Regions from separate parts of the Mus musculus genome. Here region 2 is linked to region 1. The links are chromatin contacts, found by Hi-C in ENCODE. All regions are on one chromosome and are shown on one strand. Each heading gives the region's core, a stretch centred on a gene start or an enhancer-like site at or near the end of the contact. The rest is flanking DNA. Distances are from core to core; before and after follow the strand shown.

Region 1 (2,700 bases), core at 101-2,600:
TTAGACATCCTACCGTGAACAAATTACTCTACCCTAGCACCTTCTCCCCCAAAGTGCCTACAAAATTTCCATCCACCGCCCTACACAGAGAGCTATGTGGAGTGGAGAGAAGAGGACCGGGCTGCTGCTGCTCTAATTGGCCAAGCAGGCTTGAGCCCCACACCAGTTTGCCGGCCCAAGGGACAAGCACAGTACAAGGTTCAGCCCTCGAGAACACATACGCTCCCAACAGCTTCTAGTTATCAAAACCGCACTTCCTGTACACAGAGACATGCCCAGGCCTTTGCCCGGACTGCTCGTCGTATCCTGGTTTAATTTGACGTAGCTGTGTCTCTGATATGGCCATGAAAAAGACCTTCCATTCTGTCTGTCATCCACCATGGATTTGCTGACATAAAGCAACCACTATGGAAACAAGAATTATGAGGCCAGATCCAACATGGAATTCTGGGGAGACCTGCGGTTGAACACTTAAAGAACATACGAGCAAACAAAACTATGAGATTAAGTGATTGATGTAAACGGCTGAGCCAACAAATGTGCACACACATTGCTGCAGGTCGGTGATAGGAAAGGACTTAATCCTGAAACCTTCAAAAAAAAATTTAAGAACCAGATCCCCTTGAATATCTGCAGACTCATGAACGCGGTGGGAAGTAAAACGGGTCCGTTATTTGTCTTTCTTTTATACTGATTCCCCGATCAGACACATTACTACCAGGATGGATAGAGAAATATCAGTAGCCCAAAGCTTCAGGGTGACAGCTCATTAAGATACATCAGGGATTTTGCCTTGCAAAACAAACAAACAAAAACCATTAGAAGCAGGGCCCCTCTGCCCTTTACTCCACCCTAGCACTGCTACTGTTAAAATAGGAAGGAAAGGAGACACCAAAGGATATTTGACCACACTTTACAATCTCTTGGTGGCAGGGGCAGGGACTGAACAGTTTTACCATTAGATCCTTTACAGGTGACTGCAGCTGTTGCAGTTGGCGCTCAGCCAGAGCTGGAGGAAAAGCAGCGCCCACTGGTGCATCTTACCGGAGAGGAAGAGAGTTGCAGGCAGACATAGATGAAGCACAGAAGCATCCCTGCTCCCTTGATCCCAGAGACCACCAGCCTTAGCGTCTTCTTCCACTTGAATCTTGGCCTTGATCCGTTTTCCAGATTCTCATCCAGGGGTTGAACCCCTTCCCCTTCCATCTCTGCAGTCGGGGTGCAGAGGAGATACAGCTGTGGCGGGGAACCTGGGGGAAGACTGCTCTTCACCACAAAGGAGCCAATAAGGGCAAAGTCAAGCCTGCGGGTCAGAAGATAAAGGTCCCAGAACAGGAGACAAAAAGCAATTGAAGGAGCAGAGCAGAGTCTCTTCGTTTTAACTCTGCAGGTTTTGCAGGCGGGGGAACTTCTATGTGACTAATCTGAATTTCCCCTTTACTTTCTTTCTTTTTTTTTTTCCCTCCGGGCTAACAGGGAGTTGTTTTTGTGGCATCCCAGTTATGAATTGAGTGACTTCGAAATGACATTCACAAACGTGTGCTCTGAAGTTTTTTATTGCACCGGTAATGATAGATAAAGATCACCCTTTTTTTTTTTTTAAAGCAGCTTACTTACCAATCCCTCAAGATGTCTTAAACCATAGAAGAGATTTGAGGAACATGCTTGCCAGACATCCCTGCTTCTATTGTGCAATTAATCTCCTGGCCCATTTTACAGTTTCAGAATCAAATGCATGCAGGTTATCCTTGAGATGAAAAGGACAAAGAGGAAAATAGAAAGGTGGATTATGCATATAGACATAAAGAAGGGGTCTTATAGTTACATAATACATCACATTAAGCCACATAAACTAATATTTATTGAGCAACTGCTATGTGTCAGACACTGTGTTAAACGCTCTTGCAACTGTCATACTTTCTCATTTCAGGGAAATTCAGCAAATACATGATTAATTTTCAGAATATCAAAAAAGAAGCAGAAGAAAATTCTGTCATTCCCCACCCCACCCTCCGCCTTCACTCCCCTATATATTTTTCCCACACATAACTTTTGCATGAGTAATTCAAGTAACATTTGAGGCTTGTTGCTCTCTTTGAAATGTTGGCTGGACTCAGAGCCTGCTAAGTAAACATATCTTCCCAGGGTTGGAGAAACGACCCAGTGGTTAAGAGCAGGGCTGCTGCTCCAGAAGACGGGGGTTCAGTTCTCTCCCTCTACGTGGTGGCTCAAAACCATCGTAATTGTTCATTCTGGAAGACCTGATGCCTTTTTCCTAACCTCCGTAGGCACCAAGCATGCAAGTGGTGCACACACACAGGCATAAACCCCTTACATTAAAAACAAAACAAAACTTTAAAAATAGATTCTTCCAATAGCCAACTGCTCACCACTTAGCCGTTGTCACTGACATGCACAGTGAAACTAAATGAATGTGAAGTTTTAATGTCAAGTCCAAAATGGCAAAATGTTTATTGAATATGTACTATGAAGTCAATGCTATATAAGTAGCACAGGGATGCTGAACATAATTCTCTCTCAACTTTATGGGAAAGTCTCATGGTTTATCATGGAGCCGTCAACAGATAAAGAAGGAAGTGAGAGAAAAAAATATTCTGAGAGCCAGAAGTGTAAGAAGGTACATGAAACTCACAAATGTGCCACAATTAAAGAATATCACGGATATGAGGCATATTAAAA
Region 2 (2,700 bases), core at 128-2,627, 48 kb before region 1:
AACGCCTTCTGTCCACTTTATCTTGGCCAACGGGCCATGAAGCAATAGAAAATCATCTACATTCTGGTCAGAACTGGGACTGCACAAGCTGTGTTCTCGGGCTTGTATGCCTCTGCTGGTCTAGGTGGAGAATGGAATGCTAATATAATCTGCTTAGCTTTCTCCAACTTTAGGCAAGTTGTCAAACCAGTTGGGGCTCTAGCATGCTTCCCCGGGCAGGTTCAGAGACTGTTGAACAAGTCAGGGATGTGTTTCCTGGGGACCCCTAGGCAGCACAAGCTGCTGAGCCAGTTGGGAGCTCCCTAGTTTCTGAATGTTTACAACCCTGCTGTGTTCCCTTTCTCTCAAAGCCCTACCTCTGTGCGCTCTGCTGCGGCCCTAACATTGGGCCACATTTTTCTTTTAAATCGACCTCTTTTAAGAGTTCAGAGTGGCATATTTTATAGGCTGAGCATGGCTTCAGCAGATGAGTCAGACTGTGTGTGACTGAGCACCTGGGGTCCAGACTAACATGCAAGCCCCTGGAAAAACTAGAGGGGGCTGTAGAGGAAAGTGGCCAGCTCCTCACTCCAACCATGGTTCCCCCTCAAAAACAATAATGTTTTTAAATTTGGAATTATAATTATAATTCCACCAACCTTTCTCCTCTTTCCTTCCTTCAATAGCTCCCATGAGTTCCCCTTGGCTCCTTCTCAAATTTATTGTTTCTTTAATAGTTTATACATACATACATACATACACACACACATACACACACACACACACACACACACACACACACACACACACACATCCCCAATCGGTTATCCAATAACACTGTGTGATGGTCTCATTCTAAATCTCTGAGAGCCACATGACCTATTTGCACTTTTTGCACTCCTCTCTGCCCCTCTACCACTCCAGTCCCTTAAAAAACACCCTCAGCTAAACGATAGGCTTAGTAGCCTTACTCACACCCAGATCAAAGCTGGCTGCCCACTGGAAACCAAACTTGTGATTGCCTTCTGGTCCTTAACTTGAGGGACCCTTCGCAAGGTGGCCTCTGGAAGAGTCCTTTGAGAGTTTATTGGGTCACGAGACAGATTTCTTCTCCAGTCCCATCTTGCTGTGAAGGTTGCATCATCTCTCTCGGACCAAAGCCCCAAACTCGAAAGGACTGAAGGCAGCTGCCAGCGCGGGATGATGGTATCGATTGTATTCGCATTTTGCACTGTGCTTGCAACTTCACTTCACCTCTGCTGCCCCAGTACAGAAGCCAGGATGGAAGCTGTGAACTGTTGCGCTGCCCAGTCTGTATTAGTGTTCTGATTTTCCAAACAGTTTTCGGCTTTTCAGACACTTCTTTATTAGTTCCTGTTAAGCCAGAGGTTTTGGGACAAAGCCAAGATGGCATGGGCCAAGAGGTCCCCGCCCTTCTCTTTTGACCGGGAGCTGATGTTCGCAAAAGCCAGCGCAAAACACTGGACAAAGCCAGTTTCGGATTCCAAAGTGACCCCTGGACCTAAGATCACCCTATAGTAGGGCCCTAAAGACTCACCAAACAAGATTATAACCCAGTACCTCACCATCACGTCACGGTTCCCTCCCCTTCCCTTTAAGAAGCCCCTACCTCAGCTCAACCTTGCAACTTGACTGACTTCCTCCTGGGAGATCGGTGAACCCACCCCAGAGCTGCCCACAGGAAGCTTGCCTTTATATTATAATTGTGCTCAATTTGATTTGTTACCTCGGCAGAGAAACCTGTTCCCTCCAGAGACAGTTTCTCCTTTGATGCCCTAGCCTCACTCAGCTGCAGAAGCGCTGCTGACAAAAGCAGCTTCCATTTCATGATTACCACTTGGTTTTCTACCGCCATCACCTCTGGCCTCTCCGTCCCTGCTGCATCACTTCTGGTTCACTGGCTAACAGCCATTTGCAAAGAGGCCTTTCCCACAACGAAGGCCAATACAACCTGCTTTCTCACAGAGAAAACACTCCTGCCCGTTAAGAATTCTATCTTTATATTTTGTTTTCTTTTGGTGGTGGAGGTTGCAAGGGCAGAGGGTCACAGGGACACGGGGACACGGGGTCACGAAGGGACACAGGGAGAAGAATGGGATGTGAAATTCACAAAGAAGAATCCCTACTGCTTAGCTTTTGTTTCCCCCTGAAAGAAAGTTTAAAGAAACAAAAGTCTTACCAGTGTTCGCTGGTGTTCTCAGTAAACAACTTCTGCAGACTTGGGAAGCCAGCAAGATATGCAAATATTTGGCGCCAAGAGACTTCCAGGTATCACCTGGGGTGTTTCCTCAAGATAAGAAATCGCACACTAAAGCTGCCTTGGAAGAGAAACTACCTCCACAGGCCGAATTCCTAACATATCATCTCTCCGCTTCAAATTTTCCCATGTTTTCTTGTCAGTCATACACCCAAGCATCTTCCATGGAATTATTATGGGTCACTTTCCCTGGGTCACGTCATCACACATTCTGTGAGAATCTGCTCTTCCAACACCATTCCAATAGGGTGACCTGTGTCTTTATTTCTGTTACGCAGGAAGAAAGCACCCTTTGGGCTAGCTCACTTCCCGATTAGCATGAGCTGAGTTCGGTTCGTTGCCGTTTCAAAGCACTTTTCTTTTTCCTCAAGACATGTTTTTGTCCTATACATTAAGGTTTGAAAAAGGAATATCTGTCTCCTCTCACACGTAGAAATGCGAAC

The links. A loop is a pair of places that touch in the nucleus more often than their neighbours do.
Region 2: a loop to region 1 is called in a map of T-helper 17 cell, with 2.3 times the contacts of the local background. The contact joins the enhancer-like site here to the promoter of Tnfsf4 in region 1. A Hi-C loop is called at or near these places in 1 of 37 maps with a recorded cell type or tissue (T-helper 17 cell).

Annotation. Positions count from the first base shown.
Region 1 is chr1:161,394,088-161,396,787 of GRCm38, reverse strand. Tnfsf4 (tumor necrosis factor (ligand) superfamily, member 4) reads right to left here and starts at 1,350. Exons shown (of 3, transcript NM_009452.2): 1 at 1,045-1,350. The coding sequence starts at 1,206.
Region 2 is chr1:161,442,547-161,445,246 of GRCm38, reverse strand. No RefSeq gene overlaps it. Among named protein-coding and RNA genes, the nearest start is that of Tnfsf4, 48 kb to the right of the region's middle. Within about 2 kb of position 1,377, at least 1 of the 3 ENCODE cell types and tissues checked has a DNase peak (open chromatin) inside an H3K27ac peak, as active enhancers do.